Regions from separate parts of the Homo sapiens genome. Here regions 1 and 3 are each linked to region 2. A link is an interaction called in ENCODE POLR2A ChIA-PET data of the cell type or tissue named here. Cell type or tissue: MCF 10A. All regions are shown on one strand. Each heading gives the region's core, and the rest is flanking DNA. Links, peaks and the distances in the headings are about the cores only.

Region 1 (6,160 bases), core at 472-5,471, 160 kb after region 2:
TAGAATTGTGACTGGCACATAGTTACTACTTTAAAAATATTTGTCCATCAGGTGCAATGGCTGATGCTGTTAATCCCAGCACTTTGGGAGGCCCAGGTGGGAGGATTGCTTGAGGCCAGGAGTACATGACCAACCTGGGCAACACAGTAAGATCCCATCTCTACAGAAGACTTTTTTTTAATCAGGATCCCTTGAGCCCAAGAGATCAAGGCCACAGTGAGCTATGATCACATCACTGCATTCCAACGTGGGCAATAGAGACTCTCTCAAAAAATAGGGCCTGGCGCAGTGGTTCATGCCTGTAATCCCAGCACTTTGGGAGGCCGAGGTGGGTGAATCACCTGAGGTTGGGAGTTCGAGACCAGCCTGACCAACATGGAGAAACCCCCTCTCTACTAAAAATACAAAATTAGCCAGGCGTGGTGGCACATGCCTGTAATCCCAGCTACTCAGGAGGCTGAGGTGGGAGAATTGCTTGAACCCAGGAGGCAGAGGTTGTGGTGAGCTGAGATCACACCACTGCACTCCAGCATGGGCAACAAGAGTGAAACTCCATCTCAAATAAATAAATAAATAAAAATAAAAAAATAAAATATTTGTCAAATAAAATTAAAGATTGTTCCAAGTTCATGCTATTGTTTTAGCTACTACCATGTAATTGCCTCTCAGAGTATTAGGAATCCAGTTTGAATGTGATTTTAATATTTAAGGAGATAATTATGGATTGAGCAGAAGAGAGGGGAGATTGTGATTCTTTATTTGAGCTAAGTTAGAAAAGGGATCAAAGAACGGATGGAAATGGCATGAAGCCCAGGGTGTTGGCAGAGGGTAGCCAGAGTGGCCAGGCTGGTTGGTGCAGTCACTTAACACACATTTCAGAGCACTGACCACAGGCCCAGTGCCAGGCACTACAGACTGTGGAAACCATAAAAGCAGTTGCTGAGATGATGTGATGCAGTATTTCTTAGACCATTTCCCTCAGAATCACTAAGATGTTTGTTAAAAAAACAATACCAGGGCATAGGCCCCACCCTAAAACCATTAAATCAGAATCAGAATCAGAAATTCTGAGGGCAAAAACCTGGAGACAAGTGTATCTAAAAGTTCTCCAGGTATTTCTAATGTGCAACCAGGATTAAGAATCACTAATGCCAGGTGCAGTGGCTCATCCCTGTAATCCCAGCACTTTGGGAGGCCGAGGCGGGTGGATCACGAGGTCAGGAGGTCGAGACCAGCCTGGCCAATATTGTGAAACCCTGTCTCTACTAAAAATACAAAAACTAGCCGGGCGTGGTGGTGTGTGCCTATAGTCCCAGCTACTCGGGAGGCTGAGGCAGGAGAATCACTTGAACCCAGGAGGCGGAGGTTGCAGTGAGCCGAGATTTCGCCACTGCACTCCAGGCTGGGCAATAGAGGGAGACTTTGCCTCAGAAAAAAAAAAAAAAAAAGAATCACTAACCTGGTTCAGCCTTTTCATTTGGCAGATGAGAAAACTGAGGACTCAGAAATTAAATAACTTGCCTAAGATGGTAGAGCTCTCTTCAAACAGGTAACTGTAACACAGACTGGCTATGCACTAGTACAGTATTTTTCAAAATTAAAGTAATGCTTCATTAGTAAATTGTAAAAATAAATTTAGTGCATCCTGACCAGAATTTATTTGGAACAGAATAAAAAAATCAGAGTACAAATCAAGTAATAATGATACTATTCCATGGCATGTATGTGTGTTTGTGTGTGTGTGTGTTTATGTGTGTATTCTGACTAGAAGTAAAATGTCATTATTATTATGGATTGTTGTTAAAAAAAAATTGAAAAATCCTGCTCTGGAGTTTCCTTAAAATTTGAATATCTAAGGTTAGAAGGTGATGTCTGCCTATAGGAGTGATATAACTGCCTCTGCTGTCTAGTATGTAGCCCACAGAGAGGGTATGGATGGTATCGAGGTTAAGAACATGGGCTTGGGGGTGCACACATCTTGGAGAAAATTGAGTGTATGCCCTTTATTGGTGATGGGAACTTTTGCGAGAATCTTAAACTCTTTATGGCTCAGATACCTAAACTTTAAAATGAAAATAAAAACACACACCTCATAGGACTGTTAGTTTTAAATGCCATAATATCTGTAAGGCACTTGGCATAATGTTTGGCGCTTAGTAAATAGTCAATAAATACAAACAATTAAAAATGCATCCACGATCTATCATTTCCTGATTCAGAGAGGAAAGGAACTAAAAATGTACTAGGATTAAAACGGTTTTTGGAAGGATGTATATTCTTGTGACTAATGTTTATTTTAGAAAGACGGAAGTGAAAAAATAGCTGAAATAATTGCTTTAATGGGCAACATATTTACAAAAACTTTTTTTTTAATTTTCACAGAACCAGAAATTATGGTGCTACAAAAATACCTGCTTATCTTAGAGCCAAAACATTTCAATTTTAAAAAATGGCCTCGTATGGCAGATACATAAGTCAGGTATGCCACTCCTGGGATCATATCGGATGGGAGGCAGGATTAGATTACAGCTCCAGACAGAGCGGCATGCAGAGGCTTGCCTTGTGAATTTTAGCTCCAGATCGACTGCAAGAACAAACCAGCAATCCTGAGAGGATCCACAGACTCTCTGAAGGAAGCAGACTGCTCCTGCAGGACCCAGGAGACCCCCAAATACTGTGAGTGCCCCAACTGCAGTGCCACAACTGCAGAAGTGGGAAAGGGAGACCCTCCTCTCCCGAACACACACCCCCACTGGAGAAGCCGAAGATCTGTTTGTGGGAGAAGTTTCTGACTTTACCTGAAGCTGAGTCAAGTTAGAGAGCCAAGCGAAAAACAGGGGTAGAGGAAGCGGCAGAAAGGCCCTGGAAGCTCGCTGGGTGCCCCTGCAGCCCATTCCTGCCTGGCACCACAGGGATCCACTGAGAGGGTGGCCAGAGATGCAGGGGGTAAAACTCCACAGGGAGAAGGAATGCTCTAGCCGAAATTTGTACCAATTTGAACAGGGTGAGAAACCTCCTGGCCAGAACTCAGGGGAGGGCGTGAATCCAGTATGCAGACTTCACTCGTAGGGGAAGAACTAAAGCCCTTTTCTTTCACAGCTGTGAGGCAGATAGCCTTGGGCAAGTTTTCAAGCCTATCTCTCCCTCTTCCTGGAAACAGACTCAGGGCTGTTGGTGGGACATGGTGGGAGTGAGACCAGCCCTTCCGTTTGCATGAGAGCTGGGTGAGGGCTCTGACTGCCAGCTTTCCTCCACTTCCCTGATAACCTGCATGACTCAGCAGAGGCAGCCCTAATCCTCCTAGGTACACAACTCCAGTGACCTGGGAATCTCACTCCCATCTCCCACAGCAGCCACAGCAAGACTTGCCCAAGGAGAGTCTGAGCCTCCTGAACAGTCTGAGCGTATGCCTAGCCCTGCCCCCACCTGATGGTCCTTCCCTATCCACCCTGGTAGTGGAAGATAAACGGCATATAATCTTGGGAGTTCTAGGGTCCCACCCACTACTGGTCCCTCTCCACATTACTACAGCTGATGTTTTCTGGAAAATGCCACCTCCTGGCAGGAGGCCAACCGGCACAAAAATAGAGCATTAAACCACCAAAGCTACAGACCTTCAGAAAGTCTATTGCACCTTCTGCCACCTCCACCAGAACAAGCGCTGGTATCCACGGCTGAGAGACCCGTAGACAGTTCACATCACAGGACTCTGTGCAGACAACCCCCAGTAGCAGCCTAGAGCCTGGTAGACTTGCTGGGTGGCTAGACCCAGAAGAGAGACAACAATCACTGCAGTTCAGCTCACAGGAAGCCACATCCATAGGAAAAGGGGGAGAGTACTACATCAAGGGAAGACCCTGTGGGACAAAAGAATCTGAACGACAGCCTTCAGCCCTAGACCTTCCCTTTGACAGAGCCTACCCAAATGAGAAGGAGCCAGAAAACCAATCCTTGTAATATGACAAAACAAGGCCCTTCAACACCCCCCAAAAATCACACTAGTTCACCAACAATGGATCCAAACCAAGAAGAAATCCCTAATTTACCTGAAAAAGAATTCAGGAGGTTAGTTATTAAGCTAATCAGGGAGAGACCAGAGAAAAGTGAAGCGCAATGCAAGGAAATCCAAAAAATGATACAAGAAGTGAAGGGAGAAATATTCAAGGAAATAGATAGCTTAAAGAAAAAACAATACAAAATTCAGGAAACTTTGGACACACTTTTAGAAATGTGAAATGCTCTGGAAAGTCTCAGCAATAGAATTGAATAAGTAGAAGAAAGAAATTCAGAGCTCAAAGACAAGGCCTTTTTTTTTTTTTTTTTTTTTTTGAGATGGAGTTTCACTCTTGCTGCCCAGGCTGGAGTGCAATGGTGCGATCTCCGCTCACCGCAACCTCCACCTCCCGGGTTCAAGCGATTCTCCTGCCTCAGCCTCCCAAGTAGCTGGGATTACACCATGCCCAGCTAATTTTATATTTTTAGTAGAGACAGGGTTTCTCCATGTTGGACATGCGGCCTCAAACTCCTGACTTCAGGTGATCCACCCACCTCAGCCTCCCAAAGTGCTGGGCCGTGCCCAATGACAAGTTCTTCAAATTAAACCAATCCAACAAAGACAAAGAAAAAAGAATAAGAAAATATGAACAAAGCCTCCAAGAGGTCTGAGATTATGTTAAACGACCAAACCTAAGAACAATCAGTGTTCCCAAGGAAGAAGAGAATTCTAAAAGCTTAGAAAATATATTTGGGAGAATAATTGAGGAAAACATCCCCAGCATTGCTAGAGACCTAGACATCCAAATACAAGAAGCACATAGAACACATCAGAAATTCATCACAAAAAGATCTTCTCCTAGGCACCTTGTCATCAGGTTATCCAAAGCTAAGATGAAGGAAAGAATTTTAAGATCTGTGAGACAGAAGCACCAGGTAACCTATAAAGGAAAACCTATCAGATTAACTGGAGATTTCTCAGCAGAAACTCTACAAGCTAGGAGGGATTGGGGCCCTATCTTCAGCCTCCTCAAACAAAACAATTATCAACTAAGAATTTTGTATCCAGAGAAACTAAGCATCATATATGAAGGAAAGATACAGTTGTTTTCAGAAAAACAAATACTGAGAGAATTCGCCATTACCAGGCCACCACTATAAGAACTGCTAAAAGGAGTTCTAAATCTTAAAACAAATCCTAGAAATACATCAAAACAGAACCTCTTTAAAGGATAAGTCACACAGGACCTATAAAACAAAAATACAAGTTAAAAAGCAAAAACAGCAACAAAAAAACAAAGTACACAGGCAACAAAGAGTACGATGAATGCACAGTACCTCATATTTCAATACTAACATTGAATGTAAATGGCCTAAATTCTCCACTTAAAAGATACAGAACCTCAGAATGCGTAAGAACTCACCAACCATCTATTGCCTTCAGGAGACTCACCTAACACGTAAAGACTCACATAAACTTAAAGTAAAGGGGTGGAAAAAGGCATTTCATGCAAATGGACACTAAAAGTGAGCAGAGGTAGCTATTCTTATATCATGCAAAACAAACTTTAAAGCAACAGCGGTTAAAAGAGACAAAGAGGGACATTCTATAATGGTAAAAGGCCTTGTCCAACAGGAAAATATCACAATCCTGAACATATATTCACCTAACACTGGAGCTCCCACATTTATAAAACAATTTCTACTAGACCTAAGAAATGAGATAGACAGCAACACAATAATAGTGGGGGACTTCAGCACTCCACTGACAGCACTAGACAGTTCATCAAGAGAGAGAGTCAACAAAGAAACAATAGATTTAAACTATACCTTGGAACAAATGGACTTAACAGATATATACAGAACATTTCATCCAACAACTGCAGAATACACATTCTATTCAACAGCACATGGAACTTACTCCAGCATAGACCATATGATAGGCCATAAAACTGTTACTGGGGAGTCCTTGCTCCCAGAGCTCCCAAGATGGTGGGGGGCCGTTTCCAAGATGGTGGCAAGCCTCGTGTTCTCTGACGTGGGGTTCTTGGCCTCACAGATTCCAAGGAACGGAATCTGGGGCCATGCAGTGAGTGTTATAGCTCTATTAGAAGCCTTGGGTCATGGAAGAGAACTGTGGAACCCAGTGACTAGTGTTCAGCTCGAT
Region 2 (6,160 bases), core at 446-5,445:
TATTCGGCGGATATTTACTGAGCGCCCACTGTGTGCTAGGCGCTATTCTTTAGTCTGAGAATTATAGCCATGCATAAATGCTGCAATAGCCATACAAGTCTGACTAAAATTAGGCACATAATAGACATTTAAATATTTCTTATTGCCCAATTGTCCATATTCTCAGCGTTCAGGGTTCAACAAACTTGGGTGTGATCAACTCACAATAGCTATGAGTCCTCCCCGATGGCACATTCTTAGTCCAGCCTTGGTGAAGGTGGCATGGTCCCCTGCCCACACTGCTTTTTGTTTTTCAATGAGAAATAAAAATAAAAATAACAACTAAAAAGATTTTTCCTAATTCTTAAAGTACTGTACTATGTGCTTATGGTAAAAAAAAAAAAAAAAAAAAAAAGGAAGTTACAGGAAAAAGAATCAAAGAATGAATGCCATTTACAATCTCACTGGAAGGTTACAATTTCTGCTCAAAGAATAAATCCATTGAAGTGAGGAACCTGAGAAGTTTGCAAAAGGATGATCTTTTTTCTTTGTCATAATTATATAATGAGAGAAACAAGCAAACCTCTTTTTAAATACTTTAACATTCTCAGCTTTAGGAATAAAATAAGCAGATGAAAATTAGCTTTAAAAAACTCAGTGTGTCAAAACTATGCATCTAGAATTATCGTTATCTCTTGAGATTTTGGTCATAAATGGCAGGTGCTCTAGTTTTTATTTTGCTCATTGTTAGCCTGAAGAGGTCATCTGATTGAATTCTTAAACGCTATTATATCCCTCAAAACTGGGGTTAATTTTGCCTCTCTGATAAATATGGATAATATTTAACAAACCCAGTTTAGAGAACTATATGAAGCATTCAGAGTCCTATTTTATGCCCTTTAAAAAATTGGATTTCCTGTAGCAGTAACTAATTTATCATAGCTTTATAAAGGGAATCTAATTATTCAAAGTAATATCTAATTTGAAGCAGCCATTATTCACCAACCAACGTTAACACTAAACAAAATAAAATTGAGAGAGAAAAGAATCAGCTCTCTCCATTATACAGTCAGCACTATTGCAAATACTTATTCAATTACTTTCAGCAAACACAAGGCCCTCTGTGGTGGCTGCTCCATGGGTAATTTGCTCTGGAACTCTGACCTTTCAGTTTGTGACAGTGAAAAGAAACATCACATTAATATAGGAGAAGATAGAAGGACCTCTCGAAAGACCCAAGAAAGTGGTCTTGATAATAATACCTACCACTTATTATATTCTCACCATATACCAGGCTTCTCATTTAATTCTTATAAAGGGCTTCAGAGATGGGCATTAGCATCCCCATTTTCTAATGAGGGCCATGGGGCTTTGTTGGTTTATATAACCTGCCCAATATTAGTGGTAGAAGCAGATTTCTCACAGAAATCTGCCTTGCTCTGGATTGATGCTTAACAATTAGTTCTAATGCTTCCCATTTAGGGAGTAGCAAGGTCAGCCATAATTTAAATTCCATTCAGCAAATATTGTTAGTCCTGGCTACACTCCCAGAGCCGTGATATGGTTGCTCTCCTCTAGGAATTTGTAGTATTATTAGAAATAATTATAGGATATAAGGTGGTATAGAATTCAATTCCAAATTGGATAAAACCATGAGCCAAAGTATTTGCAACAGAAAATATATACTTGGGGCATTCAAAAATTCCAAATATTCCAATTCAGAATTTTAGATCTTACTCATTTTGTTGGAAAAGTATCTGATTCAACAAAGTAAATTGTATGCAAATAAAAATATAATCTGGGGAAAACCATTAAACGGTCAGAGATGAAAATTTTCTCTTAGAATTAAGAGTACTAACATGAATCCCTATTGGTCATCTTATCTGTGGCACTCGCAATAAAGAATTATAAGCAAGGAAAGTAGTGTCTCTCTCCTGCACATACCAAGGAACTGAAACACCTTCTAATTAAATGCCAAATAGAGTATTGAATAAAGAATCAAATCCCTGGATTTTGTTCCAGAACATCCATTTATTAACTATATAACTCTAGGTAAATGACTCAACCTTTTGGATTCTCAGCTTCCCCTTTGTAAGATGGAAACGCAGTACTAATATGTGCACTGTTTAATTTCACAAAGTTGACTGAGATGAAACATGTAAAAAGTGCTTTGGTGAACTATAAAGCTGTAAAAGAGTACTTGCCTTATTGCCCTTGTGCCTTGGATGTGGTCTGACGCAGCACAGATGTTTAACAAATGTTTGCTGAACCTAATGGCTAGGTTTATGTGCAAAATAAACAGAGCTGGAGAGGTGTCTCAACACAATGATGTTTGTACTAATTATGTGGCTCCCCCGAGCCTGGCTGTACCAGAGTCCAGCAGGTCCTCATTTCACTCAGCTCTGCCTTACTCTCCATGGTGCTCTCTCTCAGCTGCTGCAGACTGGAATGAGTCCACTGGTCTGCATGCCTAGGCTTCTCAAAACCCCTGGGGACTCGAAGGTGGCATGTTGTGGGGAGCAACCTCAGTGACCTTTAGTAGAGAGTGAGGGTCAGCAATCTCAAAACACACTGGAGAGTACCCAAAGGGGTTCTGAACTGCATGGAAAGCAAAATAAATAAAAAATAATAATAATCACTTTCTCCAGAGAGCAGTTTTGACATGCTGCTACTTGCCTCTTGCATTGTGATAAAAATACGTGGTAGGAAATCAATGTAGGTTTCCTTGGCAGCTGTTGTATAGAAGAGGTCAGGTGCAAATCTGAACAAGTTGCTGAAGGATGAGTCTGCTCACAGGCGTTTCCTACTTCATGGAAACAGCCAGATGATAGAAAACATGCTTAACATGACGATTGTTCATATTTATCTCAAAGTAAAATTTTCCATTCACTCAATATTTATTAGAACTACTGGATGCCTAAATTCCTTTTGTCTCAATTTCCTTTCCTGGGAAGGCTCTAAGAACCTTGGCTCCTTGGCTGTATTTTTAGAAACAGAATATGCATTGCCACAGTGAACATTAATATGTTTGTTTGTAGGGGTACCTGGGTGCAAGATAGGCAATAGGGTCTTCAGACAGGGCCGTCTTTATAACATTGACTTAGCCCAGCTTGACAGGTCCAGAAACTTGATATTTTTGGTGTCCCAGGGCTAATTTTACACATGGAGAGGGACTTAAAATATAAACCAAAAGGCCAGGCGTGGTGGCTCACGCCTGTAATCCCAGCACTTTGGGAGGCCAAGGCAGGCGGATCATGAGGTCAGGAGATCGAGACCATCCTGGCTAACACGGTGAAACCGATCTCTACTAAAAATATGAAAACAAAAAATTAACAGGGCGTGGTGACGGGCACCTGTAGTCCCAGCTACTTGGGAGGCTGAGGCAGAAGAATGGCATGAACCCGGGTGGCGGGGCTTGCAGTGAGCTGAGATCATGCCACTGAACTCCAGCCTGGGTGACAGAGCAAGACTCCATCTCAAAAAAAAAAAATACATATATATATATATATATATATATATATATATGTATATACCAAAAAACATACCTACCTATCTGGCATTTATTCTCTGGCTGCAAGAGAGCTTTGGGAAGCCAAGTTTATAATCATAAATATGTTTGGTGAGTGTGAAATAATAAAGAAGAGTAATTCATTTGATGACTTGAATGTTTAGTGGTATCAAGCTATTGTGCATGACAAATCCATTGTCACAAGAGAGATACGTTTGCCAATAAGACCAAATATTTAGATGGGCTGGATAAGACACTGTCATCCCCAGGCAGAAGGCATGAAGCAGTTAATCAGTGAAGTCTCTCTCTTTTTTTGAGACAGAGCCTTGCTGTGTCACCCAGGCTGGAGTGCAGTGGCATGATCTTGGCTCACTGCAACCTCTGCCTCCCGGGTTCAAGTGATTCTCCTGCCTCAACCTCCCGAGTAGCTGGGATTACAGGCACACACACCATGCCCAGCTGATTTTTGTATTTTCAGCAGAGACAGGGTTTCACCATGTTGGCCAGGCTGGTCTCAAACCCCTGACCTCAAGTGATCCACCCACCTCGGCTTCCCAAAGTGCTGGGATTACAGGCGTGAGCCACAGCAGTGGGCCTGAAGTCTTAATATACAGGAAATACCATGGCCTCATGATTCTGCTCAAATCAGAAAATTGCCCTTTCTATTAAAGATGATCTCTCCCTATTCCTTTATCAGCCCAATAACGGAGAATGCAAAGACAATACATCATAAATATGGTAGAATGATGATCACACACAAGAGAGGCAAATGGACAACGAACAGAGAACTCATATCAGAAAGACATTATCAGACAGCTGAGGAGCCACGTGGAGAAAAAAGCCAGTGCCCAGAAGAATGTCATGAGATGCAGGCATTTTGCAGAGCCTCAATAAAATCAATATAAATATGTATATCGAATGTGAACTAAACAATTACATAAGCAGAAGTTAAGTTCTGTCCAATCCTTCTGATGGAATGCAAAATTCCAACAAAGACAATCATGAGGCAAGAATCATGTACCATGCATAGAACCGGAGTACCAGAGTAAAGGCAACCACACCCTTGTAACCATCACCCAAATCAAGAAACAGGACATTACCAGCTCTCCAAAAATTCCCTCTGTTCCCTTCTAGTCACTAATTTCCCAGTGGTAACCACTCTGCTGACATCTAACAACATAGATTAGCTCACCTGTTTTTATACTTTGTATAAATGGAATATATGCTTTTTTGTGTCTGGTTTCTACTGCTCATCTTTATGTTGGAGAGATTCATCCATACTTTTGTATGTAGTTGTAAATCATTCTTACTGCTACTGATATAGCCCAAATTCTGTGGCTATATCACAATTGGTTTAACTATTTTGTTGTTCATGGGCCGGTTTGTTGGAACAACATTGGAATATTTGGAACATTGTTCCAAAAATTGGAACAACCATTTGTTCCAACCATCCAACAAATGGTTGTTCCAATTTTTGTCTACTAACAAGTACTGTTGCCATGAACATTCTGTTCCCCCAAATTCCCCCCGATTCTAATTCTTTTGGTGAACATGTGCATACATTTCTAGTAGGTGTATGCCTTGAAATCTGTTTGATGGGTTACAGGTTATGCATATGTTCAACTCTAGTAGTAACTCCCACTTCTCCAAAGTGGTTGTACCAATTTATTATCCCACAAGTGGTATATGATAATTCTTATTCCTTCACGTCCTTGTCAACACTTATTATTTTCCATCTTTTTCATCTTAGCCATTTTCGTGGATAGCAAGTGTTATTTTATTATGGTTTTATGTTATTTTATTATGCATTTCCCTGAGAATTAATAAACAATTTTCTGTATGTTTATTTACACATCTCTTTTATGAGACTTTTGCCCATTATGCTGTTGAGTTGTTCAACTTTTTCTTATTGACTTGCAGGTGTTCTTTATACATTCTAGATTTGTGTTTTTTAATCATATATATGTGTGTTTGCATTGGATATAAATTAATATATGTTAATATTTTTCTCTCACCTTGTGGGTTGCCTTTTCACTCAATTTGGGGGAACAGAAGTTTTTAGTTTCAATGTAGCCAAGTTTATCACATTTTTTCCTTTTATGATTAATGCTTTTTCATTTGCTTATTTTCTATTTAACAAAGGATTGCTGACTCCAAGGTCATGAAGATGTTCTACTCTAGAAGTTTTATTGTTTCATCTTTCAATTATTTCTGCAATCTGTCTGGTATTGACTCTTGTGTGTAATGTGAAATAAACATTAGAATACCTTTTTTTCCACTTGAATGTTGAATTGACACAGCACAATTTATCTGAAAGATTATCCTTTTCCCTACTGCATTGCAGGATCACCTTTATCATAAATCATGCCACCATATATGTGCAGGTCTACTTCTGGATTCCCTGTTGTGTTTCATTGGACAGTTATCTGTTCTTGCACTAGTACCACACAGTTTTGATTGTCATAACTTTATAATAATAGTTTCTGATATCTCACAGTGTAAGTCCTGTATATTTATTCTTCAAGAATAACTTGATGATTTCCAACTTTTACATTTGATATGAATTTTAGGAAAACTTGTCAATTTCTGGAAAAAGAAGAACCTGTAGCTTAGATTTTGACCAAAATTGCATAGATGAATGTATTAATTTGGAGAGAACTAACATCTTTACAA
Region 3 (6,160 bases), core at 472-5,471, 97 kb after region 2:
CACTCCAACCTGGGTGACAGAGCGAGACTCCATCTCAAAAAAAAAAAGAAAAAAAAAGAATACTACTATGTTGAGTGCTTTATACCTATTATCTTTTTAACAGCCTTCCAGTAACTCAGGAGGCAGATTATTAGTGCTATTACTCCCATTGCACAGTTGACGAAAACTGTGGCTTAAGTAATTTGCACAAGACCACATAGCTAGTAACAGTTGAGCTGCAACTTGAACTCAGGCTGACTCCAGAACCCTAGCTCTCACTCGCCACACCATACTGCCTTAAGAGCAGAAACATCCAACTGCCCATAAGGATACGCAAAAATGAGGACATATAAACAAACAATATTTTGAAACTCATCACCCCAGAGATTATAAATGCAAATGGAGTGTCTTACTGGGATAGACAGAGTTTAGTTCCACCCAACAGCTAAAAGCTAAATTAGAATGGCTTCAGGGGTCTCTCTTTTTTTTTTTGGCAATGATTCAAAGGATGATTTTTATTCTTTATACCATTTGGAAAACAGGTGACATAAAGAGGATTAACATCCTAATCAAATAACATATCTGATATCTTGGGAGTGTTAGCTACCCAATTAGGGAATGAACTTTTGCCAATTAGGGAAAAATAGAGTGCTACAATTCAGGTACTCACAAATTATAATAGGTAAACATTTATATCATAGTGATTATATATAGGTAAAGAGGTGGGCAGAATGTACATAGAAAACTTCTGAACTGTCTATCTCTTGCTGTCTAGGGATGGAATTTCTAAATATATTTTGCTCTAGTGCCTGATAGAAAATTACCTCAAGGAAGTAGAGACCTTTTGAGAAATCTAAGATAGCAATGTGCTAGTGTTTCCTAACATGTGCTCTGTGGGACACTTAAATAGGCAATGTATCTCAAAATATGCATGTTCAAAATAGAGTCCCACATATCAACATCATATTAAAGGCTCAGAGAAGTTTAACAATAAAGAAATCGATTTAACTTGGGTTAACCAGCACTTCCCAAATATACTAGCTACAGAACCATTTCTTTTTTTTTTAACACCTATATATCACCCATTGAACGGGTATTTTACTGAACACAGTACAGTAGACTGTTTAAAACTCACATCCTGGTAACTTTCACTACTTGAAATTACAAAGTGCTTTTGTTAATTGCATATTTTTGCTCAGCCATCTTAGAATTGTGTGCCACGTGAGGACAGGGACTCATCTGTATACAGACTTCCTGCACTCGTAAACTTTTTTTTATGTTTTAATAGACTTTGATTCCTTCAGTGTTCTGATAACTACAGAATCTCTGATCATGACTCCAAGGAAGACAAGGGCCCCCGCACCAGTTGGTGCTATGCTAGGCAGTGGGGATACTGCATGAACAGAACAGATATGGTTCCTGCTGAGGCAGAGCTGACATTTTATTGAGGAAAATAGACCATTAGGTACTTAAACCAGCAATAGAGAGAATATTTTTCTTTTTCTTCTTTTCTTTTTCTTTTTTGTAGAGAAAGGGTCTCCCTATGTTGCCTAGGCTGGTCTTGAACTCCTGGGCTAAAGCGATTCTCCCACCTTGGCCCTCCCAAAGTGCTGGGATTGCACCGCACCAGGCCAAGAATATTTTCCATTGTAAATGTATAAATTAGTAAATGAAGTTTACCTCAATCCCATGTGTGTTTTAGTTGGTGTGAGCTGTACCTTGCATGCTTACCCTCTGGCTACTTGCAAGAGGCAGGCTGGAGACAGTGGTGTGCTGGTAAACGACCAGCTGGGGAAGGGGAGGTGGTTTGATTTATAGCATTTGCAGATTTCCATGATGCAAATACTCCCGCCACATTGGATTTCAAACCATCCAGGTGATGCCAAGTAGCTTCCTGGAAATTTAACCATCTGCTCTCGGTAACTGCTGCCAGCAGCTCCAGCACACACCACTGGTTCTAGCCCTTCAAAGCAAGTTTAGCTAGCATTCTTCTCATCACAGACTTTTGAGTTTCACAAGCTAAGTAAAAGAATTTTTAAAAATTAGAGAAAGACTTTCTGAAATCTTTTTTCTTCCCTTCCTTCCTTCCTTTTTCCCTTCCCTTTTTCCTTCCTTCTTTTACCAAAGACACTAAAAAAAAAAAAAAATTACAATCTACAAATACCGTCATTTCATAAAAGAAAGGATATTTTAATTTTTTAAAAGTGGGAATAACATAATTTCAGAACAAAGATTAGTCCTTTAAATTTAATGAATCCAGATCTATGAAAATTTTATTACCTTACTTATTTTTCTAATTTTATTATGAACTAGGGAAAGTTTTGTGTATGCATTGGAATGTTTTTGGCTACAGGTGAAAGAAACCTGGCAGAGGTTAAGTAACCTGGAGTTATTTTTCTTACCTAGCAAGAGGTCTAGAGGTGAGTGGTTGCTGGCAGTAGTTCAACTGTGTAGTAATGCTGTCAGACTCCTTCTTTTTCCCTAGCTTTCCTTTCCACCAGCTTTAGCTTGTAAACTTGTTTCCTCATGTTTGTAGCCTCATAGTCACAAGATGTTGCTGCATCTCCAGGTAGATGAAAGGCAGGAGCAAAAGGCCTTTATATGGATTGAACTGTGTCCCCAAAAAAGATATGTTGATATCCTAACCCAGATACCTGCAAATGTGGCCTTATTTGGAATGCAAATGTAATTAGTTAAGATGAGGTCATATTGAACCAGGGTGGGCCCTAATCCAATAACTGATGTCCTTACAAAAAGAAAAAACAGAGACAGACACAAGAAGAGAACGCTATGTGAAGGCAGAGACACACACAGAGGGAAGACAGCCCTGTGAAGAAGGAGGCAGAAGTTGAAGTATTGAAGCTGCAAGCCGAGGAATGCCAAGTATTGCTGGTGTAGGAGAGGAAAATAATTACCTTTTCTGTACCCATCCTAGGTTCTCCAGCTAGGGAAAATTAGACTGCATATTAGAGTGGCCCGGCACGGTGGCTCACACCTGTAATCCCAGCACTTTGGAAGGCTGACGGGGGTGGATCACTTAAGGCCAGCAGTTCGAGACCAGCCTGGCCAACATGTTGAAACCCCATCTCTACTGAAAATACAAAGATTAGCTGGGCTTGGTGGCAGGCACCTGTAATCCCAACTATGCAGGAGGCTGAGGCAGCAGAACTGCTTGAACCTGGGAGGTGGAGGTTGCAGTGAGCTGAAATCGTGGTACTACTACTCCAGCTTGGGCAACAGCAGAGCTAGACTCAGTCTCAAAAAAAAAAAAAGACTGTATATTAGACTGACAAAAGACAGATTAACAAGAGAAAAACAAACAAGTTTATTGAAATATGCATTGCACATACACATAGGAGTATTCAGTAATAAGTAATTCAAAGGAGTGGTTAGAACTTGAACTTAGTCTGGTGCAGTGGCTCACACCTGTAATCCCAGCACTTTGGGAGGCCAAGGTGGGCGGATCACGAGGTCAAGAGTTTGAGACCAGCCTGACCAACATGGTGAAACCCCATCTCTACTAAAAATAACAAAATTAGCCAGATGTGGTGGCACGCCCCTGTAATCCCAGCTACTCAGGAGACTGAGGCAGGAGAACTGCTTGAACCCAGGGGGCAGGGGTTGCAGTGAGCCAAGATCGCGCCCCTGCACTCCAGCCTGGGTGACAGAGTGAGACTCCGTCTAAAAAAAAAGAAAAAAAAAAAGAACTTGAACTTACATAGAATTGAGCAAAGAACAATAATTTTGTAGAGAAGTGGCAAGACAAAGGAAAATGACTTTGAGCTTCTAGGGGCAGCAAATTGTGGGAAGGCAAATATATGGGGAAACTTATGGTAGATGAGGGCTAGTTAATACGTTTTGTTTTTGTAGATTCCTCTGGATGACATCTTGTCTCCAGTGATAAGGTGTTGTCCCTTTATGTTATCCCTTTACTGGTAGGGGGGTAGAGGGGGGCACTTTCACAAGGGGAGCTTATGTTCTGTTTTCAGGCAGATAGGAGGCGGACAGAGATCTCATCCTGGGTCTGCTTTTTCTCAGTTGCCTTCAAGTCAAAATAATCCATATGCCAGAGTGGCATATTGTGGGGTGGCATAATCCAAACCCCTTCATTGGCAAGCATCAGAAGCCAGGAAGAGACAAGAAAAGGTTTTTTCCCCTACAGCTTTCAGAAGGAGCATGGCCCTGCTGACACCTTATTTCAGTCTGAGGGCCTTCAGAATTGTGAGATACTACATTTCTGTTGTAATCTACCCAGTTTGTGATACTTCGTGATGGCAGCCCAAGGAAATTAACACAGCACAAAATCTTGTCTTTACTTAGGATATCTCCAGCTGATTTCTTTTTATATCCTATTGGCCAGAACAAGGTCAAATGCCCAAACCAAGAACAACCAATTGATAAAGGGAAGGAGATTTCCATGACTGGTTAGGCCTATCCTGGAGTCGGGGACCACTCTCCTTGGAAGCAAAGATCTCTCCTTACCACCTGAACACACTGAAAGAAGGGAAAATGGCTCTTGGGGAGGTAGTGGGTAGTGCCTATCACACTTGAAGGTGGACCACTGTGCTGCTCTGTGGACTTTAGAAATGCTGCCCTACTTAACAGTGTTTGAGATTCATCTCAAAACAGATCTTTACCTTCTCCAGAAGCACTCAGGAGTTTAGGTGAAAGATCCAGGTGGATAGCTCCAGGGTAAGAAGTTAGAAATGCTGACACTATGTGAGAGATAGTGTTCATAGGGAGAGACCATGGGATCTTACCTAAAACCAAGAAATGGGTGGTAAATGTAGTGAAAAGGAAGCACCAGGAAATTGGAAATCTCAGGGAGGAGAAAAGGCAGGTGAAATGATCTGGTACTGATGAAAATCCCCCATCTCTACATCAAGGGGATTATTAACTCAGTTTCAAAAATAGAGAACAAGAGAGAAAAAGAGAAACAGGGATGCTGTTTTAACTATAGGCAGCAGTATATAGTAAGACATATTTTTAATCTTTTATCAGTGAAAGTGTAAACAGTTAAATCCAGCACTAAATAATAAATGTGTCAATATTTTAAAATATATTTTTTCATAGCTAAAATTAGAACTAAACATGCTAATGAACTCAGCACCAAGGGCTGGAGGTGATGGAGAGAACATTTCATCTCCCAGGCAACTCCCAACTCTGCAAGTTCTAGAATTCCTAAACATTAAATTTTCTTCATTGAAGACATATTTGGGAACTATAGCTTCATCATAAGGCAGCCAAGTCTTGTGATATATGGGTTAAAGGAAAGTTATGCTTCTCCTGGGGTCTTCCTCTACATTTCCACCTAGACGGGCCTGGGTCAAAATGTAGAGGAAGACCCCAGAAGGAGCAAAACTTTCACCTGCGCCTCTTCCACCTGGGTCTGTCCTTTATCCTACCAGCTCCAAGAACAGGATTGTAATTGGTCACCTGATCTACCTGCATCTTCCTGACTGCAACAAGTTCTTTGCCCTATAGCTGCTTTATTTCCACAGTTTGTCTTACCTGGAAGCACCTCTTCCTTCTTGGAGTCCCTTCTGTTCCCCAGACATACCTCTGTCATGGCACCATAGCATTTTGTGGCTTTTAAAAATTACATGTCTTATCTCCCCTTACTAAGGACTTTGGGGACAGTGATCTTGCCTTAGTTGTCTTTGGGTTCCCAGCATCTAACACCATTGGGGTCTCTTAAATGTTGGATGAATAAATAAATTATTAAAGGCTAATCTCAGGGGGGAATAGAATATGTCATAAATTCCTCAGCTGGAACTCATAGGGATCAATGATGTCCCACACAAAAGCCCTATAGGGACAAGAATTCAGGAAGGGTGTTAGCTGCAAATCTTCCTGGCCTATGGAGAAGCATGGAATATACTGTGAGCCATATATGTCCCTGAAGCTAATCTAATCTATCTCAATGAAATTATATGCTTAGGTATTGTCATCTCAGTTTCTAATGTGTAACTTTTGCTTTCCTTGGAAATTGAAAGGATTTGAGCCATTTCTTAGGTAGTTTCAGGACGATACTGCTTCTCAGAGTTAAGGACTTCCTTTTTTCAATGTGTACCTGAACATCCAGAAGTTAAAAACAAGAGTAGCAGAGTCTTGCAGATGCAAACATAGTACAGAAGTTCTCATCCATCGCCCAAATTGAAACGTGCAATGTAAGCTGTAG

Evidence for each region. Peaks named below come from ENCODE experiments on the same cell type or tissue, not always from the same donor. Only the 100,000 strongest peaks of a DNase experiment are listed, where the experiment ranks them.
Region 1: POLR2A ChIA-PET joins it to region 2 with 5 read pairs; 8 of 35 experiments call an interaction of 5 or more read pairs at or near these places.
Region 3: POLR2A ChIA-PET joins it to region 2 with 6 read pairs; 12 of 35 experiments call an interaction of 5 or more read pairs at or near these places.

The regions. Positions count from the first base shown.
Region 1 is chr12:47,246,753-47,252,912 of GRCh38, forward strand. It overlaps LOC105369746 (a long non-coding RNA gene), which reads right to left and starts at 3,709. Exons shown (of 2, transcript XR_007063288.1): 1 at 3,615-3,709. In MCF 10A, for the core only: no CTCF peak of the experiment used is centred there; DNase peaks (open chromatin) are centred at 2,539 and 3,159.
Region 2 is chr12:47,085,990-47,092,149 of GRCh38, forward strand. The region is part of intron 1 of PCED1B (PC-esterase domain containing 1B); the gene reads left to right. Among named protein-coding and RNA genes, the nearest start is that of AMIGO2, 9.1 kb to the left of the region's middle. In MCF 10A, for the core only: no CTCF peak of the experiment used is centred there; a DNase peak (open chromatin) is centred at 2,712.
Region 3 is chr12:47,182,555-47,188,714 of GRCh38, forward strand. All of the region lies in intron 2 of PCED1B (PC-esterase domain containing 1B), which reads left to right. MIR4698 (microRNA 4698) reads left to right here and starts at 5,258; the gene lies at 5,258-5,337. In MCF 10A, for the core only: no CTCF peak of the experiment used is centred there; a DNase peak (open chromatin) is centred at 2,437.